Regions from separate parts of the Homo sapiens genome. Here region 1 is linked to region 2. The links are chromatin loops, found by intact Hi-C in ENCODE. Cell type or tissue: PC-9. All regions are shown on one strand. Each heading gives the region's core, and the rest is flanking DNA. Links, peaks and the distances in the headings are about the cores only.

Region 1 (11,016 bases), core at 3,255-8,254, 150 kb after region 2:
AGCACTTTGAAGCAGAAGGATGTCTATCTTATTCACCTGTCTTTAATAGTGCCTGGGACACAGCTGGTGACTCCAAGAGATTTCAAGCAAGAAAACCTGGAGTTTGTATCATTTATTAGTTCTGTGGCAATGGAAATTTTGCCCATTTTTTAATGTCTTCTCATCTAAGAAAAGGGGGTAATAATTATATTTCAAAGTTCATTTTAAATCAGAAGAAACAAAAGATAGGAAAACACAGCCATCAAGTGTTTGAAGTATTGTGTGTTGCCATTTGTTTGGATGGCAATCAAGAGCTCATGAAAGAGTAAAATTCTCCAGGCACAGAAGAGGCACCATTCCCCCTTTTCAGTTAACCTGGTTAGTATATTTTTGGGGTTCCTTCAAGGTCTATAATTCCACATTTCAGGACCATCTCATTTCACCAAGCTTAAGACATATTTCTTATACATCTTTTGTTTGGACCTACATTTCTAAATCTGTTCCCTTTCTCTTGTACCACTCTCCCTCCCCGTTACAATGCACTGTAATACATCTTGGAAAAAAGTCCACTCTGCCTTCCTAACTTGACACAGACAGCAAGATCCGACAGATTTATTTGTAAATGGGTCTTTTATGCTTCATGTAGCTCAGCGCTGCATAAATAATACCTGGAAAACTTTTCAAATTTCAGCCCATTGGCAGGCCTGAACTCCACATACGTTATTAGAAACTCCTACGAAGTGAATCTAAATGCCACGGTCCTTGTAGGGGGCTACGTGGCTGATGCGGCAGGTCAGGAAAATGCATACCTTTGCGTGAGTTCCTCCAAACTCAAGACTGGGGGGAGGTGGCCTCAGGATGTCCTCTTGAACTGAGTACATGGATTACAATCATAAATGTTTTGGAATGAAAGAAGCTGAGAGAAGGGGAAGGAACATTTGACATATCATAGTATGATTTCCAGGCCCTTAAGGGATTGTAGAGAGGAGGCTGGGATTTTTAGGACACTCCCTGCCCCAAGAACACATATGCATGGGCATGTAGTCCCATGCAAACTTACATACTCCCACCAAAACCAAAGAACACGTGAAATGGACTGGTCACATTTGAGTAAAGTGGTCACCTAGGAACAGTGAAGGAGCAAAGGTGAACCCTCACTGAGAGTAACCTGCCTCATTTACTCCATCCTGCTCAGTTCCACTGTCTTTCCTTAGCCATTTTGTTTGTGGGAGGCAACCCTTTCTTGGGATGAAAGCACTGTCCCCACAGCACAGTGGAAGTATCCTAGGGTAGGCTGTCTTAGCCTTTATCTGTCAATAACACAACAATATACTGCATCTTCCCTAAGTCAGTAGTTGTCTCTTCTCTTGACGATAACAAGTCTCAATGGTGGTGCTCTCACATGGGTTGGGGACTCCTCAGCTGTAGCAAAGATAAGGCCAGGTAAGGGCTATACTACTGAAAAAACCAGCTGGGAATAACGTAGTTTATCCCAAACTCCCGCGGATTGACAGGATGGTGGCACTTGATAATTGCTGCCTTATGGAATGAGAGACCAGCCACATATTTTACGGGACATAAACAAGGGCATTGGCAAGTGAACAGGTGGGTGCAACATAAGATTGACAGATAAAATACAGGATTCCCAGTTAAATCTGAACTTCAGATGAACAAGTAATGTTTTAGTTTAAGTAGATCCCAGACAACCCAGTTATATTGGAGTTTTTAAAAAACTCTCTCATATATATGTATACACACACACACACACATATATATATATATATGAAGGTCCTGAAAAGTGTCTTTCTAGTGAGTATGAAATGATAAAGTGTTGACTATCCATGTCAGTCATGATTACTAACTTTTAATTTTTATTTTATTTCAGTAGCTTTTGGGGAACAGGTGTTTTTTTTGGTTACATGAATATGTTCTTTAGTGGCGATTTCTGAGATTTGGTGCACCCATCAACTGAGCAGCTTATACTGTATCAATATATAGTCTTTTATTCCTCACCCCCCTGCTAACCTTCCCCCCAAGTCCCCAAAGTCCATTGTATTATTCTTATCCCTTTGCATCCTTATAGTTTGGTTTCCATTTATAAGTGATAGCATACGATGTTTGGTGTTCCATTCTTGAGTTAGTTCACTTTGAATAATAGCCTTCAACTTCTTCCACATTTCTGCAAAGGCCATTATTTCATTCTGTTTCATGGCTGATTAGTATTCCATGGTTTTTACATACCACGTTTTCTTTATCTACTCAAAACAATTTTTTATTTAGCATAAGTAAAGTCCCATGCAGTATTTGGCCAAGAGGATCAATTCGGGGGGTGGGAGAAAGCCCCATGACTGACAGTCCTTTTATGTTACACGGAATCTGGGAAGCACTTCCAATGGAAACAGAAGAAAGGGTGAGGAAAAGTGTGTTGACATAAAGAAACACCTTCACCAACAAAAAGGAAACACAATGATCATAGTCCCTACAGATGAAATAATTGAAATTAGGCTAAAGGGAAAAGATAAGTAATCATTTTGATCCCTAAATGTTTTGAGTTGTGCTTTAATCTCTAAATTTTGGAACATTTTTCTTACAGTTATTCACCATGAGTAGATTAACTTAAGTAAATGTCACTATTTACTCTCAAATTTATTTTTTGGAAAAACTAGCGGTAAGAAATGTACTCTCATCCAGGTTCATTTCATTTGCACTCTCCACACTTCCTAATCTTTTCTAGCTATTTTCACATGTTTTAAAAAAAATGCTCACCATTTCCAACCGTAACCGGAACCAAGCAAGTATTTAATCATTTAATGCAGTTCTCTATTGACTTCCCAGAGGGAAATCTGGGGATTTTGAATGGAAATTCAGAGCAATGTCTGTGTTGCCCTTGCCCCACTCAGATTCCACTTCTCCCTAATTTATGCCTTTCTTCTCAGAAGGAGTTCATCGAGTTCATTGCCAACTTCCACTGCTTCATTACCAAATGTGAACCTCCCCCTGGCACTAGGCTTACTTTAGCATTTTTTCCTCAGGTGAGAGCGTGAAATGTCTCAGTTTAATCACTTGTGAGCAGAGAGGGCACCAGATAGCAACCCGGGCGCTCTCCCACCTGCAGCTTCGATAGGAAAGAATCAATCTAGCATATAAAAGCAGGCACAGATAAATTGCTAAACACTGTAGTACAATGACGGCATACATCTCCGGAATGAGAATCTTCAAAATCAATAAGAATTGAAATTGAAAAAGGAAGAATTGTAGCTGTCAAAATGCAGGATGCTGGCAGGTTATTCACGTTGAGGTCCATTTTGGCTTTTCTAGCCCAGGAGAATCATCTGTTAAGAAAAGTTGTCTCTAGGGTGACCTTTGTTATGTCTCTTTGAAAAAACATTGTGTCTCAGCCTAGGGACTGGATTCTTCTTCCAAATCATAATTGACCTTATCCTTCATGTCATGTTAGGGGACATTCCCCTCAGCGAGAGAGGGAAGCCCGAAGGAGAATTAGAAGCCAGTGTTCAGAGGCTCATGTGGGGAGGGGGCCTGGGTATAGTGAGGCCATGTGGGCTGGAAGGACTTTAGTTTTTGACCAAGTTTTACAATCTGTTCTATCATTTTCTGAAATTTGAAATTCTAAAAAAATCAAGGAATGTACTACCATCACAATAATAATAGCCCATTATTTACTAAGTAATTATATGTGCCTGCATTGTGCAAAGCACTTGATATACATTCTTATATATGACAATAATGGTGATAATACTGATAATAGCTAAGTTTTTTAGTATGTATTTGATGGGCATTGTGTCATGAAAGCCTTATGCCACCCCTCCAAACTATGTACAATTACGATCCCATTTTACAGATAAACAGGCTTAAGAGTGGTTGAGTACCTTGCCCAATGTCACACAGTTGGTGGGGGCTGGGGTGGACATGAATCTCACTCTGTCTCGCTCCAGAATTTTCCTGCTTTGCTTCCTTCAGTCATGTTTTACATCTGTGCATGTTAGCATTTCTGGCAGCTGACAGTTGGGCTGCCTTTGATGTTTTTTTGTCCATGACTCATTCTACTGCCCTGCAATTTCCTCACCCCAAATGGTAGGAAGTCCTTCCTCATGCCCGGTCTACTTTCAGTTATAACTTCTTGGACATGTTTCTTTTTTTCACCAAACTTAGAGCAAAGGAGATATGGAATTTTCCTTTTGGCATTTGGAAATCTGTAAGAATCGCCATCATGTGATTTAGCGTGTGTGTGTGGTTTTTTAAAACTAACATACAACCATTCACAAATTAACCACTGTACGTGTGTCCTGAAAGCATGTTTTAAACCTCATCTTCATGTAATGATTAAAAACAAAAGTTTGTTGCCTGGAAGACCCACTAGGAGTGCAAGTAGCAGCAGGGCACAGAGGAGAAAGAACTTGTCACAAACCGTGGGAACCAGAAACCTGTCCTGTCTCTCAGTTATGAGATGAAATTCAAACTGTGAGGCTCTACTTTCTGTATATCTGCATTTTAAAATGTATCTTTATTTTTCCAATCTTTTTTTTAAAGAAAGATTGTGTTAAAGGGATATATCTGGGTGCATAGGTTACCTTAAGATGTAACCAGTTAGCAGATTTGTTCAAAAGAACAATTTTGCTTTTGAAAGCAAAATTGACAGATTAATATCAATTTTTTTTTTTTAGCAAACTGTGTTTCTAAAACGTATACATTATCATTGGCTTGAGGACTGAGGGACTAAAGTCTATACACATATATTTTTCATGAGCACGATGTTTGTCTTTCAAATAGAGGTTTCATCGGTAATGGTCTCTAGGGCAGGGTGCTTCAAACTGGAAAGTACAGGAGGCACCTGGGGATCCAGTTAAAATAAAGGTTCTCATTCCAGAGCTCCAGGGTGAGACCTGAGACTGCATTTCTCCCAGGTGACATCAATGCAGCTGATTAGGGTTCATACTTTGAGAAGCAGGGCTCTCTACTACCATACAGATTTTGTTACCATGAAGAATATATAAGGAACATTATATACTAGGCGCTAATTCATATGTTGTTCAATAAATTGAACTGCTCTTTTTGTTTGCCTTTTTCCCTCCAAGATACAGTTGAATTAGTTACACAGACCTATATTCTCAGTTCTTCTGAAAGGCAAAGTAGACTTTAAATTGGCAATTGCTAATTTCAATGTAAAATATCTAAAAAGTTTAGAAGTGGGTATCAGCTTGACTTGTTTATAACTAACGAAGGGGTCTCAGGCTAAATTCTACAAGGCTGAAACTAACCAGTTGGCCAACATAAATGAGTATCTTATTTGAAAGAATCTTTTTACTACAGAATTTGGAAATTAAAGCTAAATTTGAAACCAACTTATATCCTTCTCCTTTTTCCTCATTTGTCCCCCAAATACTTTCTAACTTCCCACTCAACTTCTCTCAGCCTCTATGATTAAGGAGACTAACCTAGTAGTGGCACTTTACATTTTACTACTTGAGCAACATAATATTTAGAAATACTGCCTAAATATGACAGTGCATTTTGAGCCTTCGCTGCTTTAAAAACAAACAAAGGTTTACAGAGGAGAAACCTCGCAAATTCTACCTTGGCCAGGTGATGAAGCTTAGCATTGCTGGTGAGAAGTTTTATTGATAGCACATACCACTTAGTATGATATAACAAGAAAGGCATTCATGTTTGTGGCATTCTTGGCAAAACTCATAACCCCAAGCTAATCACAAGAAAACCAGCAGACAAACCTGAATTGTGGGATGATCTACAAAATACCTAACTGGTACTCCTCAAACTTGTCAAGGTCATTCCAAACAAAAACAGAAATTCTCACAGACCAGAGAAAACCAAGGAAACGTGAGGACCAAATGCAGTGAAGTTCCCTGGATTGAGTCTTGGGACAGAAAGAGGACATCAGTGAAAAAACGAGTAAAATCCGAATCATGTCCAGAGTTTACTAAATATTGATTTCCTGCTTTTGACAAATGTAACAGTAATGTGGTAACATTAGAGGAAACTCAACTGGGTGAGGGATATATAGGAATTTTATGTACCACCTTTGCAATGTTTCTATAAATCAAAAATGATACTGAAATGAAAAACTTATGTAAAATGATGTTGACACTAGGGAGGGAGTAGAAAGTGATAAGAATGCCTCATGGACACTTTTTTTCCCCTATAAAGTGTGTGTGTGTGTGTGGTATGCAGGAGTGTGTATTTTGCTAGTCATATACTGAGAAAAATAAAGTCATACAGAAAATCAAAGGCTACCACTGGTTCAAAAAGGAAGGCATGAGAACATATCAGTACCACATGGAAGGTGTCTTTAATAAAAAGGCCTTAGTCATGAAAGTTAGCCCAGATGCTCAGCTGACACTTACCAAATTGCTTTGAAAGAAAGCATAGTCTAGAGGAACTGTTGAAAAATCTGTCGAGTGACTAATCCCAAGTTGGATCCCAATAGAGGAAATTGGAGAGATCCATTAGGCAGGCGAGGCTGTTCATTTCCTCGGAATTATTGACCGTGGCAATGCCCTTGCTCCCTACGCATGTGCCACCTTAGAAACTCCCCTGCCGGAATCGAGTTAAGTGGAAACATCACAATCAATAAAAGATACTCTATTTTCCATTTGCTCATTGTTTTTTGAGGGCTTATTTTGGAACAGCACGAGGAAGATTCAATTCAATATCAGTTCACCTTCTGGGTGGGGAGAGGACTCCAGATATTGACTTTCAGGGTCTGATAAAGTTTGTGACAAGGCTCAGTTTGCTAACATTCTGACCAAAATGCAACCTCAGCCACAGAGGATTCAGAATAAGCAGATGTTCAGTGTCACTTCATCATCCTGGAACCCTTTTCTAACTCAGCAACCAGTGTCAGCAGAGCATCTTCGGGCTGGTGACCTGGCAATGGAGGACCCTGCTCAAAACTATTGAACTGAGTCACGGAATCATGGGAAATAATAAATGCTATTCTGACACTATGTTTTCCAGTGGTTTTGTTACATAGTAAAAGCTTACTCATACAGTATATACTACTTGTTAGAATTGTTTACTATAGAATTGTTATATTTTTTCTCTCACCCAACTTAAGCCTTAAGAGTTCAAATCCTAATTCATGTAGAGGCCAAGATCAAATATTTTGTCCTCAGAGATCTGCCTCTATCTGTAAGTCATAATTAATTGTTCCTCTTTCAGTGATTCCTTGCTATTGTTGTATTTTACCTGAGACACTGCTGCCGTACTTCATTATACCTTTATCGTCTATTTCTGTGTTTCTCTAAACTCTACATGGTAAGGTGTATACATTTTTGGTGACTAGCACAGTTTAGTAGGCACTGAAATATTTATTGAAATTAACTAAGTGTACAGAAGTTCTAGGAAATTTTTTGTTTTATTAACCAACTTCTTTTTTTCTGTGGGGGTCTTTGAATCCAACATATAAGATCTTCTTGAGTTTTGACCAACCTGAGAAATAAGAGGTTAGTCAAAACTCAAGAGGATGCTATATGCTGGACTCAAACAGAAGAAATGGCAATGGGAGTATATTATGTCTATTCTATTAGCAAGAAAAGTAAGATTAGAGGACACAGTATACCTGTAAGCCAACATGCTTTCTCATTCTCACTTCCAGACTTAACTAACTTACCCCGTTGTTAGCAGCGCTACACTAGACTGTGTCTGAGTGCAGTCTTGAAGATCACCCTCCCTGTCCCTCCCCTAGTGTAGCAGTGACCCTGCTCCATGTCTCCATTGTACATATGCGTGTTTGGGTGCCCATAACTCTTCCTGGCAATATTAATTATAGGTGAAGACCTAGCACCCTAGTTTTCTGTATTCCTTGTGCCCAGGAGAACTCCAGTTCTGGAGTCGCAGGCACAGAGTTAGTACTTGGCAAATATTTGTTGAAAGATGAAGCTCTGTGATTCTGGAGATAGATTTTATCATCTTTCTCACTTAATTGGCATTAAAACCATCATACTTATCACACAGCAGCTTTTCTATGACACATAACACTGCATGGACAGAAGGGAAAATCAAGCTGTATGTGACACATGGTGTCTGGTGCATATGATACTCATTTTAATAGGCACATCCTCACTTAAGGAGAACAGTTAGAACTCATTGCAATAATAAGGGATGATTAGCATAGGCATTTGCCACTTGTGCATTAACTTAACCTAATGATTACAGTAGTTTTTTAATGATTTAAAGATAATGTGAACATGACATGTTCTGAAAACTCAGTAGGGATTTGGTTGATTTTTTGTACTTCGTATTTTCAGCAACTTTCGTAGGTATGTAATGAAATGCCTTGGAAGATGTTTCTGTAAGGAATGTAGCTCTCAGATTCTAGTGGGGCATGTGATGCTTCTTAAACATAGATTCCTGGTCTCCATCCCTCCCATCTTCTGATTCAGGAAGTCTGGCATGGAAACCAGCATTCGGTATGTTTAACCACCACCAAGTGGTTTGGATTCTAGTAGTCTATCTGCCACCTTACATTTAAGGGCTCTTTTGGTTGCCAGGAACAGAGACCTGCTCGAGTCGCTGGAGTTTAAAGGCCATCTTTCTTTTGGAAGGATAGAGAAATGGCCCAGGAATACAGGAAATATTACACAAGCAGATTTGTGCAAGGTCCAACACCAAAGCAGCTCCAGGGACTGGCCTGACCCTCATCTATTATGGACTGAATATTTGTCACCCCAAAATATGTATGTTGAAATCCTAACCCCAAGGTATTAGGAAGTGGAGCCTTTGGGTGATAATTAAGTCATGTGGGTGGAGGCTTCATGAATGGGATTAGTGCCTTTATAAGAGAGACCCCAGAGAACTCTTTCTGCCATATGAAGACACAAGAAGTCTGCCATCTGCAATGCACAACAGGGCCCTCACTGTGCACAGCACAGGACCCATCCATACTGGCATCCTAGTCTCAGACTTCACCTCCAGAACTGTGAGAAATAAATATTTGTTGTTAAGCCAGCCCGTTATGGTAGTTTGTTATAGCCACCCAAACTAAGATACCACATCTGTCTCTCTTGCTTTCTCTGATTCTTTCTTCATGTCTAATCTCTTCTCGCTCTGAACCACTTCTCCTTAGGTCTTTAGGCCCTCAGGACATGGGCACAGGCCACCCCTCTTTGTGCCCCAGTTCTTACCTAAAGTTCTCATCATTACCTAGGAGCTTATGAGTGCTGCTTTCCTGAGAGAGGATCTAATTGGTGCAGTGCATGCCCTGGAGCCCTGGCATACAAGTTGAAGGTCAGGAACAACCTTTGTGAGAACCATTCCTGGCTGGGCATCCACTCCTTAGGCAGGCCGCTGGGGGTGGGAAAGAAGGTTCTAGAAAGCAAGGTGGCTGGGAGGCTGAGGGGCATGAGCGAAGTGTCTGTTACTGACACTTGTTGTACCCTCTCATCATCTCAACCTCAGAATTTCTGACAGATAATAAGATATGGAGAGAATTCATCTTAACAAAAGACCTTTACCTTAAGGAGTATTCACAACTGCAGCCCAATTGTGACACTACTGTGGAGTGTGATGTCTTAATAATACAAAGACCCAACGGGGAAGTTCCAAGATGTTTACGGATAGAGAAACTCTTAAAATTCAAGGGCTGGAAGATGGAGAGGACCTACTTAATTAGGAACATATTTTGATTCAGTTGAGTCAAACTTTGAGTGCTCATTATGTCTTACTGCTCCTGAGAATTAGTTGTGTTAGGTGGCATCTTAGCCAGCCAGAGTTTTCCATGTTGCTTTTGGTTGATTTGGGGTTTTTTTAAATCAAAATTAGTTGGGAGTAGGATTTACTTGATGGAAATTTACCTAGATCAACTCTTTTCACACTTCAGAAGTTAAAAAAAATCCATCATATTCAGAATTGATGTGTTTGGCAAAATAATTATTTCGAGTTTTCTGTGTGTGTGCACACAAGTATGTGAATGTGCGATAAGAAGAAGTATGCATTTGGAGTCAAAAACCAAATATTTTCTTGAAACTCATAAACTGTCCACAGGTTAGAAAGATTTCATTTTGGACATTGCAGTGAAACTTGAGTAATTATCCATGTTGTGTGTCTGTAAGTTTGACAGTGATGCCTTCAAAATATTTTGATATGCAACCTTTCTTCTTTCCCTTTGTGTTGTCGGACAACATGCCAGCTGTCAGATGGAGGGAAGAATGAAACTTTGGCATCACTATTCCTGCCACCTTCACCGAGAAGGCCCTATAAATAGCATAATAGGATAAAACTGGCCACAGAGGGAGAGCAGCAGCTGGCACACGTTGTATCCAGAGCTGGAGGTGTAAATGAATTTCAATATCTTAGTGATACCAAACAACAGTAAGATTACAGAGAATGAAGCTTTTGTTATGAGAGAGCCCAGTATTTGAAGTAAATAATAATGATAATGCTTTTCATTATCAGGCGGCTTTCCCCTTTGAAAGTGGTTGCAAAGAAGAAAGGGCCCTGTTTTCAGAACAACCAATTTCCTCTCTTATCTCTCTGAAGAGTCTCCCCTGATTTCCCTCTTTTCAGAATTGGGAGGTGATACTGATCTGAGCCAGGTGGTAGGTGGAGTGAATTAAGTCAATTGTTAACTTAAAATGTTACTATGAAATATATTTTGCTCTAATTACCAGAAAAGGAAATAATAGAGGACTTCATCTGGAATGTTCTTAATTGTCACCCTATTTCTTGGCTTCCCTGTTCTCTGCTCATTCCTTGCCATTTCAAATTTGTCACTTGAAGTGCCCATTTGTCAACTGAAGAGCCCATATTCAGTTCTGGTTCTTTTTTCCTCTGCCCCAAATGCTTCATATCAAAGGAGCTCACCCTCCTTTGAGGACCGATAGCATGTACAGAAACACACACGTCACACACAGCTAAGCATTTGTATCGTCCTTTAATTGTGTCTTATACTCCATGTTTTTAACCAGATTTTGAACTTCTTGAGACTACAGAAGACTTAGTCTCCAATTTGCTGTCATGGAGCCCAGCATATTTCTAGACTCATAATGCTGCCTTGTGCCC
Region 2 (11,016 bases), core at 3,603-8,602:
GGTTTAAAACAAACAGTTATTATTTCCCATGTTTTTGTGAGTTGGCTGCAATTCTTCTGGACTGGGATAGCATGGCTAGGGTTGGGGCTGCATGGTCAAGGATGGCCTTTACCAGGATGATAAGACAGCTGGGCCATGCTCCATTGGCCACTCCCTCTCCAGGGGGTCAGCCCAGGCTTGTTTCCATGGTGGTGGGAGGAATTTCCAGACACAAGAGAGGGCAAATCCAGATACTCAAACACTTTTCAAGCTGCTGCATCATATTGGCTAATGTCACGTTGGTCAAAGTCATATTGAGCCCAAACCCAATTCACGGGGTGGAAAAGTGGATTTTGTCTCTTGACTGGGGGTTTGTCATAATCACGTTGCAAGAGGGCATGCATTCAGGGGTTGGGGGAGGATTTGTGACCTTTTGCAATATATCATAATCACAAAATCAGTAAGAGACTCAACTGATGTTAAAATCCAGGTAGTCTATTCCAAAGCCATATGATATAACCTACACATGTTATAATGATCTTCCTTGGAAATCTTAATGCTCTGGGGCATTTTCTTTCCATTTTATATAATGAGCATGAATTACTCTGAGAATTAAAGTATTTGAAAACTACTATGACTGCATTTAGATGTTCTAGGCACTTTGAGGAAAAGACAGTGATATCAAGACCACGTCATTTTAACCTTGTCAGCACTTCTCCTTGTTTGCCAACTTCTGAGATGTCCATGGAGATGGCAGACTCTCAGCAGTTGCTATGAATTGTGGCACAATACCTTACATGAACTCTCCCAGCAGTGGCAGAGAAGTAGCCCTTTGACTCACACTCATGTTTCTCATCTTGCCGGCCAAACCTGGGTCATTTGAGCAGCTCTCTACTGTATCATTATCCTGTCACCACAGGAATTGCAAAGAAATAGCCAATGAACCTGAAAGATTGCAACTAATTGCCTTCTGCATTCATTAAGCCTTGGGAAGCTGGGTTTAAAAATCGCCTTAGGCTGATTCTTCAAGTTGTGTGTAGTTAAAGCATTCTGGATATAGAAGCGGTGGCTCACATGTTTATTCATTCCTTCTTCAAATATTGATCGGGTGTCTGACACTGAACAGGGAGTTGAGAATGCAGTAGTGAACAAAATAAAAATGGCCCTGACCTCATGGAACTTCCATTTTAGTGAAGGAAAGGTCAACAGATTACAGATAAGACAACTACACAGCTGTGAAAGTGATGGATGGAGGGTCTCTATGGGAGCCACTGTGCCTTGGGAAGTCAGGGAAGGCTTCTGTAAAGAAGACATTAGAGCCAAAGCCTGAAGGATGGGAATGAGCTGTTGCCATGTAGAGCTGGGACAGGCCATTCCAGAGACGGAGAGAAGCAAACGCAAGGGCCTGGAAGCAGGTGAGGGCTTGCTTGCTGTGTTGGCGAAACACAATGGTGGCATCGTGCTTTGTTTCTCCTCTTCTCCATTCTCTGCTACTTCTTGGCCTCTGTTGGTGCAATGACACTTTAAGAAAACCCAGGACCAAATCAAGCAAAGTTTGTAAAAATATGGCAGATAGAAATAACAGTTTTTTAATAGGAAATATGATTTACCAAATTAAAATAGTATTTCTTCACATATTTGACAATTTGTGCAGTCAAAATCAGTATTCATGAGAAGAGTGATCATTTCTTGATTAAAAATCTAATACCTAAGTATAATTCTAATATATTAGTGAATGCCTATGGGATTAAATGCTACTGAATATATCTATTGGTGTGTGATGGTCACTCAGTAATTACCTAAAGTAAAATTGTAAGCTATGAATGCTTAAATTTGAAACTAGTAAAAAGTATGAAAGTTATAGCATTTTTATCTTCTAAAGCATTAGGATCACCTAAAAGAAATTTTTGTAATATACTTTTTTCCCAAAGTATTTTTTGTTGTCGTTTTGCTTTTTATATAATTGTACTTTGTCAGTGAAACTGTTTTATCATTTCTATTAAACATCAGTGCTATCTTTATTTTAGGTTTACAAAATGTCATTCATTTAACAAATATTTACTGGTTCTTGCTGTATGGCCAGCCTTAGACTAGATGTTAGGAATACAAAGACATACCATCTCTCCTCTGGGACATGCCATTATGGGCCTTTTTAGGGCAAGCCTTCCCGTTACAAATTGACAATTTAAAATGTGCTACTTCCTAAAATTCTTCAAAAGGACAGAACTAGCTTCTACAGCAGTTTATCCCCAACAGCTTATGTGATTAACAGAGAAATATGATTTCACCATCTACTTTCAGAGACAAAAAAATAAAAACTGAAGTGAAAACAAAAACTCCTACCAAAACAAAAATTCCTACTAAACCCTGTCAACAAAGTGATGGGTCTTGACATGGATGCTGGCAGTCAGCAAGACAGAAGTCAAGGATTGTTTCAGATAAATGGCAGGAGTCAAATGCAGGTGGCTCTGCTGACTCTCTACAGATACTAAGCACTCATGGTGTGTGTGTGTGTGCGTGTGTGTGTGTGTTTGCATGCATGTGTGTGTGTGTTTGCACGCATGTGTGTGTGTGTAATGGAGCACACGACTCTTGCAGGAAAGATGTTCCAGGAGTTGACTGGGGCATAAAGGTGTAAGTTGCAGCCTTCAAGGCATGGCCTGCATTCTAGTTTCTGGAACTCCTACATCTCAGAGATGCAAAAACTAGGGTGCTGAGAGGGCCAAACTGCATGGACCATACTACTGAGTACCTTGTGGTCTGGTCTGTGCCTCATTATCCTCTGGCCAGGTATGGCTGACAGAGAAGCATCTGTTTTTTGGGTTTGCTGTCAGGAGGCTGAGATCTTTGAGGCTGTGTGTGTGTGTGTGTGTGTGTGTGTGTGTGTGTGTGTGTTTCTCAATAAAATTTAGACCTTTGCTAGGGCAGCTGCCAAGAATAAAAAAGTAGGCTGAGAAAAATCACGTTTCAATGCAAGTAGAATGAATAATATTTCTTTGTCTTAAAGATGTTTCCACTATAGCTGTTCAGTCTTGCTTGAGAAAATTTCGTGTTGTAGAATGTTTAATGTTAAAATGCTCTGTGAGAAAATCCGTAATTTGCAATTAGGTAACTTGTAGGGTCAGTCAGCAAAAGACAAAATCTACTTGCTTCAAAAGTGTTTTGGCAGCAAAGTTTAGCCAGACTTTATTATATTCAAATGCTCAGTGGTTGCTAGATGTGTAATTTTTGTAACTTTAGACCCCAGTGGGAAACATTGTTTGGGAATCATAAAAATCATGGTGAAGAACAATTGCAGATATTGTACAGTGAGCGATAGGATATTTCTTGATAAAACATAATGGTTATGAACCTCTAAATATTATGTTGAGTAAAAGAAGCTGGCACAATTGAAACATAGTTTCAATTATATGAAGTTCAAGAATACATTTATCTGATGGAAATCAAGGAATCAACTGAAAAGGAATGGGATGGAACTTTCTGGGATGATGGACATGTTCTGTATCTTGTTTCGGGTGAGAGTTACAATTTATATCTGTGTATTTTAATGTATGTAAATTATACCTCAATTAAAAATGAATAAAACTGAACACTTTAGATCTGTGCACTTTAATGTATGTAAATTATACCTCAATTTAAAAATGAATAAAATTACACACACAAAGATATCTGTTAAGTACGGTGATTCTCAAATTTTTTTTTCTGTATTGATCCTCATGCAAATACATTGATTACTTCTGGCTTAAATGTGTCTTTCTTCTACCTGTTTGCCAAATGACAATTTAATTAAATAAATCTTAAAACCTATACAGCTTCACAAGTTTTGTGATTGTAATTATTTCTAACTGGTACTGGTGAACTACATTTCTTATCTAGATCTACCTCCTATGGACTAGTCGATCCTTGTTTAGACAAAGTATAATTTAAAACTCTCTAAGCCTTAGTTTTTCCATTTGTAAAATGGAGATTACACTTGCCTGAGGGTTGTTGTAGGATCAAGTGAGAAAATGTATATTATAATCCTGCTAGTCAAAGCATCATCAATGGCATCACTCAGGGGCTTGTTAGGAATGCAGAATCTTAGTCCTCGCCCTGGACCCACTATATTATTCTAACACTGCTATAAAGAAATACCTGAAGGCTGATGTGGGTGGATCACTTGAGGTCAGGAGTTTGAGACCAGCCTGGCCAACATGGGGAAACCCTGTCTCTACTAAAGATACAAAAATTAGCCAGGTGTGGTGGCACATGCCTGTGGTCCCAGCTACTTGGGAGCCTGAGGCAGGAGAATCGCTTGAACCTGGGAGGTGGAGGTTGCAGTGAGCTCATGTCATGCCACTGCACTTCAGCCTGGGTGACAGAATGAGACTCTGTCTCAAAACAAACAAACAAGCAAACAATAAAAAACAAAAACAAAAAAAACCTGAGCCTGGGTAATTTATAAAGAAAAGAAGTTTAATTGGCTTATGGTTCCACAGACTGTACATGCAGTATGGTTGGGAAGGCCTCAGGAAACTTACAACCATGGTGGAAGGCAAAGGGGAAGCAGGCTTTTTTTACATGGCAGGAGCAGGAGGAAGAGAGAGAGAGGAGAAGGAGAAGTACTACATACTTTACTACATACTTTTAAACACCAGATCTTATGAGAATTTACTTACTATCACTAGAACGGCAAGGGGGACGTCCGCCCCCATGATCCAATTACCTCACAGCAGGCCTCTCCTCCAACATTAGGGATTATAATTCGACATGAGATTTGAGTGAGGACACAGATCCAAACCATATCACCCACTGAAGCAGAATCACCATTTAACAAAATGCCCAGGTAATTTAACAAGATGCCCAGGTAAAGTTTTAGAAGTGTGATCTTAAATGCATTGTAAATTATAAATTGAGATACAAATATTAGAAATTGTCATTAATACAGTTTCTATGGTGGAAATATGGCCCAGCATTTTGCTATGTGTTTTCCATGTTGTTGTCAGGCTGCTGGCCTGAAACCAATGTGGGTAACATGCTTGTGAAATATGGCTGAGTTGTTGGTGGAGGGACTTCATGAGTCAGAATGGTAGGCTTTCCTAGGACCAGCCAACAAACTGCATTTCCAGGTAGCTTTTCAGGATGCAATTTCATAGGGTGTGAGAGTGGCCTCAGGTCTATGAGGCTATAACATTGAGTAATTTCTGCAATTCCAAAGGCGGTGAGAAATTTCTATCCTGGAATTTAATTTTCTTCCCCTGGAATCTGTTCCTAGCCAATAGCCGTAAAAGGTGCTGCCATCACCAATTCACTTGAGCCAGCAGCCTCCCAATCATCCATGATTCTCTTTGTGACTCCCATCCCTATCCCATCCATCAGCAAGTACCCTCAGTCCTATCTCTGAATTCGACCTTCAATCTTCCTACCTCCGTCCAGCTTCATGACCACCACCGCCATCATTTGGCCTACTGGCCCCTAGTGGTTTCCCACCTCCACTGCATGCTCTTTGATCATTCATTCTCTAAATGTCCGAGAAAACAGATTACATCATACTCCTGCTGAAAACTCTTCCATATGTTGCTTTTTACTTAGAATAAGACCCAGACCCCACACCTGCACCTGTAGTAGCCCATGAGGTCCTGCCTGAAATGGTTCTGGTGCATCTCTGCAGCTGCATCTTGCCCCTCCCTACCTCACTCGGCCCAAACCACATTGACCTTCAGGTTTCCAAGCGTGTCCCATGTTTCTCTGTTTTGCAGATGCTGCTTTCTTGCCTAGCTTTTTCGTCTCCCCTCCTTTGAATGCTCAGTTTGTTTTTCTCCTGCAAGTCTCAGCTAATTCCCCAGTTTCTCAGAGGTGTCTTCTGTGAGTGTTCTAGCTAAAGTAGACCCCACTGTCAATCACCATCTCAGTCCTTTGTTTTTTTCCTTCACAACACCTCATCACAAGTTGAAATTATTCTGCATATCTGACATTCCATTTTTGTTTGATCTTCCCTTGTAGAATAGCAGGGCTTATACTTGTATTGTTCACCATTGTATTCCCAGGGTCCAGCTTAGTGCCTGGCCTAGGGTAGATACTTAGCAGATACTGGTGATGACTAACTGACTAATACATGAATGAATGCATGCATGCGTGAACGAGTTCATTCCTTTGCATAGCTGGATGGCTGCTTAATTATGTAAGGCTGTTTGGAATTTACTTCCTGAAGAAGTTAAAAAAAAAAAAAAGGCCCACCTCTTGATTCTACACTCATCACCCTCATACCAGATTGCTGAATGCATTAAAAAAAGAAAGAAAAGCAGAATTCATTTTGCAGAGCTTGCTTGCTCTGTATCCCTGGTCCTCCTGTGACCTCATCCTGCTTCTGGAAAGGGTGGTTCCCTTGCAGTGGTTTTATCAGTCCCTGGTCCCTGGACCCGCACTGTTGGAAACCACAGGAAAAGCAAGCACAACATCACCTTTAATTAGCAAGAGAGGCGCCTGCCTGATACACACAGCGGCTTGGAAGCAAGAAACAGAAAAATGTAAGGCAGGACCAGGTTCGTGGAAAGAACTAGAAAATGAAAAAGAGTAATTATCCTGTTTTAACCTAATGTTGTTAATCTGTATTGCCCATTATCATTGAGAGCATCTTGCCTACTGAAGTATGCGAGCTGTGGAGCTGCTCTTTGCTCCAGCAGTGTAGCTAACAGAAGGGACTGGCTCCTCATCCATCATAATAATTAGTTTGTCATAATTTTCTGTCCTTCATGGCTCTGCAGTAAAAAGATAGAAGAGGCATTTAAAGTTACCCAGGAATTGTTCCCCAAATTTCCTCCCTGTTCTTTATGGGAACAGATAGCTGTATTTCTGCCCTATTTATTTTATGTTTGGCCTGTGATAATGAAGTATATTTCATCTGGAAGTATACAGCTTTAATTTTCATGTTCTACTTGGAAACATCTCGCTGTTTCGTTTTGTTTCAGCTCTACAGTATATAAAGAGAGCTCATGCTTCCTTCTGAACTCACCCATCACCCACCAGAGTTAATTCTAGTTTCAAGACCAACATTACGACTTCATGAGCCAACTGCATAATAACACGCACCGGATCTCCAGTCCGTTAGCATGGACAGAATGTTTTCCCTATTTTATCCCTTAATTTTCAGAACAGCCCTGGGAGGTAGACAAGGCAGGGGTTATCCACATGCCCATTTGACAGAATGAGGAGCAGAAAGGTCAACTGACTTGCTCAGGGCCATGCTGCTCAAGCAAAAAGGTGCTAGGACTTGATTCCTGGTTTGCTAATTGTACATGATGGCCTTTTCTATAACTCCAGCAACATCTGTAGCAACCGCTGCTTCTACTGGAGTTTGCTTCTGCTGAAATGCAAATGGGTCAATTTTCAGTTATTCTTTCATACTCTCATCTTTATGAACAGGATGGGCATTCTGTGGTGGAAAAAGGGAAAGGTGGCTGGTACAAAAACATGGGGTTTATGGCCCAGGGCAGAAGTTCTCAAAGTGTGGTCCCCGGACCAGCAGCATCTGCATCACCAGAGAGCGTGTTTGAGATGTAAAGTTTCAGGCTCCACTCCAGTCCTACTTACTTATCAGAACTCTGGGGTAGACTTGGCAATCTGTGCTTTAACAAGTCCACCAGGTGATTCTGATGCAGGCTAAAGCTTGAGAAGCACCCACCTAGGAAGAAGATGGGGAAACACAGAGGAGAAGAGAGAAATTACATTGTGTGCCCAGGCCACAGACTCTGGGGCCAGACTTCTGGGTTCTTATCATAGTCCTACCACCTCATCCATCCACAGAGTATTTACTGAGCATTTACTATATGCCAGGCACCATGCAGATGCTTGGAATATAGCAGTGAAAGAACCAAAGATCTCACAGACCTGCTGTTTTACTTTACACTCATTGGTTGAGTGATAGAAGGAGCAAAGTAGTCTGTCCTTTTGTTTCCTGGCCCATAAAGGGAGAATACTAACTGTGCCTAACTGTAGAGTTTTTCTAAGGTTGACACTGAAAATATCTAGTGTCTGCACACAGTGAGAGCTCTGCAAGTGCTTGCCCTCTTCCTCTTCACACACTCTCAGTTGCTGAGTACTATCAACAAGTTGATGGTGCCATCCCTTGCCACTGTTCCAAATTGTGATCACAAGCCGCAAAGAAATTCCTAGAGGCATGAGACTGACACAGACATCACTGAGATGCTTAAAGGAGGTGTTCAAATTATCCCATTTGGAAGGGTGCAGAGGCCTCTTGGACCCAGGTGATACGTACTTGATTGTGAAATATCCAAATTTTGTCATAATTTCCACGATTACTATGACAATATTGGCCCAAGTTCTCTAGGAATAAATACGTTCTTGGCACTGCTTCTGAGTCCTCCAGCCTGAAATATATACAGGGCTCAAGGATGAAGAACTTATTGGGTGGCTTCAAGTAGTATAGAGCGTATTTGAAGATGTCTCTGATTTTAACGTCTGGCTGCTTCAGGAGGGCAGAGATGCGGTGACAATATGGGCCTTTCCCACGTTCACATCAGGTGCTCATTTCTCCAGATACAAAATTGTTTATGCTGTATTCAAAGCCCAGCTCAAATCTTAGCTCATCTATAACATGGTTTCCGGTTGGATCAGCTCATGTGAAATTCTTCAGTGAGGGGTTTGGTGCTCCCTTGTACCCCCAGTGGAGCAAACACCATTTGCCAGCCACCTGGGAAGCAAATATTGCATCTGTTGTAGCATTCTGTGTTAGTTCCTTGAAACCCTTCCCACCCCAGTCTAAGACTGTGGTGGAAGCTGTATTGAGAAGACATGTAGGCAGAAGTCAAATGTGGAACTCCTAAACCACCCCAAATATAAATGTTGTATGGTGTGTTTGTTGGGTGTGTTGGCGAGAGAGAGAGGAGAGACAGTGAATGGGTGTGTGGGGATCAGAGCCAGAAGAAATAAGAAGGGAGGCAGAAGGGGGGAAGAGGAAAAAAGGAAGATGGAAGAAAAGGAGGTAGAAGGAATGGAGGGAGGGAAGAAGAAAGGGAAAGAGGAGAAAGGAGAAGGAGAAAGGCAAGAAAAGTAGGCTAGATGGAAAGGAAGGGGAGGAGGAAAAAGGAAGAAAGGGGAGGGAGAGAAGACTTGGGCCTGCAAAGCTGACTCCTAGTTCACACAGCCAACTTGCTGCCTGCAGGAGAGAAGACAGGCCTGCCTCGCCTGCTGTCTGTTGGTGGGACCCAGGTCTAGCTGAGCCCATTGTGGCATTGGTGGCTTGACATGACATGCTTCTGTGTGGAGTAAGATGCTGCAGAGGGTGCATCTTGTATGAGAACCTCTTCAACTCAGTGTCCCTGACCACTTCTATATTGTGGCCTGATGATTAAAGATCCTCTCTTGGTCCTGTTCTCTTCATTGAACCTGTGCCTCTACCATGGGGATTCACTCTACCTAGCGATTCACAAACACATCTAGATCTTTCTCTAGACTTTGGGCCTTGGAGGGTGGGGCCATGTCTTAGTCTGTCTTAGAGAAGTCAGATTGAGTTGCTTTACATTTAGTAGGATCATGTTTCTAAAATGTAGTAGAATTATTTACTGAGAATAGTGTCCTATTTCTTGTGGAAAAATAGACCCATTGGGGTGCAATTTTTCTAGTATGTACTGCTGATTATAAGGGACAAATGATTCTTCCTTTTAGTCTCTTCTTAATAACAAAACATTACTGAGCTAAAATTTATTGGAGATTTTGTTTTGTTTTTTCTCCCTCACTCCCCTCCCCTGACCCATCTAACAAGAATATAATGCTCTGGAAGAATACCTCATATTTCAGATCTAAATTTAAAGAAGTCAGACTCAATTGCTCAGTTAATTAAATTTGCAGTAGTCTCTTTGGAGATATTTATGGACTTGTTTTTACACTTTTGCATTTTCCTTTTCTTCCAGTTGAGTAGTAGCAAATACAATGTGACAGCCACATTACTGTACATGTCAGTTATTTACAGACTAAAGTGATGGATTTCCTGATAATCATTTAATAAAATAATTTTCGGGGGATGCAGGCTCCCAGACCCCTTTGTTCATATGTTGCATTAAATGGGGTATCACATGATACCCCAGAGAGAACCACAGCCCATCTGACTCTGACATATGCACTATTTGAAATTTGGGGGCTTCCTTTATGGCTAAAAGCCAAATATTTGGACATGTGGTCTACTATGCAAACATCTTAAAAGTAGAAGCCACAGAATAAGATGAAGTCATCAACACTTCCATTGCCTGAAAACCAAAGGATATATAGATTCCTAGTACCAGGACAAGGTTTTGTTCAGTTGTAAATACCCATGCCACTTTCTGCAATAATGATACTGAACATTTTTTATCAAACAATTTTTATCAAATAAAAAATTAAAGCCTATTTTTTTACATCCATAGCTTCCAATATCTCTGTGACATGTGCCAGAAACTTTGTGAAACTATTTAGATGTCTTCTCTTATAGTACCCTCGCAATACCTTATGAGATAGGTTGTTATCTCCATTTTATAAATGAAGAAACTGAGGCTCAGAAAGAGAAAATGATACCCCCAGGTCATATAGGTGGCAAATGCCAGAGCCTGGTCTCAAGTCTAGTCCTTTTGATTACTAAACCCATAGGATTTTTACTACCCCATTTTTATTTTATACACACACACACACACACACACACACACACACACACACACACAAATAAAATGTGAAATGAAAAAGCCCCAAATAGTGGTGGAAATAGTAGATAATTAAAAGCAATGCATAATTCATAGATTAGAGTTTTATATTGATAAATACGTAAAATAATATACTTTCATACTTGGCTTCTCTGTAAAGATATTTAATATTATACGTGTCACAGAACATTCAAGAAAAAATTTAAAAACAAAGACAGAACATGCCCTATTAGGTATCAAAACACGTTTTAGAGTAGTAGCAGTCAGAAAAGTGTGGCATTGACAGATAGAACAAGACAGAGAGCCTGAAATAAACTCAAAAATGAAAATTTTTTGTATGAGAAAGTTGGCACTTAAAAGTGAATGGGGA

The links. Peaks named below come from ENCODE experiments on the same cell type or tissue, not always from the same donor. Only the 100,000 strongest peaks of a DNase experiment are listed, where the experiment ranks them.
Region 1: a loop joins it to region 2, with 12 times the contacts of the local background. A loop is called at or near these places in 1 of 110 quality-filtered maps.

Annotation. Positions count from the first base shown.
Region 1 is chr3:59,476,556-59,487,571 of GRCh38, forward strand. The region is part of intron 5 of CFAP20DC-DT (CFAP20DC divergent transcript); the gene reads left to right. Among named protein-coding and RNA genes, the nearest start is that of CFAP20DC-DT, 400 kb to the left of the region's middle. In PC-9, for the core only: no CTCF peak of the experiment used is centred there; no DNase peak of the experiment used is centred there; H3K27ac peaks cover 1,272 bases.
Region 2 is chr3:59,321,388-59,332,403 of GRCh38, forward strand. All of the region lies in intron 4 of CFAP20DC-DT (CFAP20DC divergent transcript), which reads left to right. Among named protein-coding and RNA genes, the nearest start is that of CFAP20DC-DT, 240 kb to the left of the region's middle. In PC-9, for the core only: no CTCF peak of the experiment used is centred there; a DNase peak (open chromatin) is centred at 6,074; H3K27ac peaks cover 358 bases.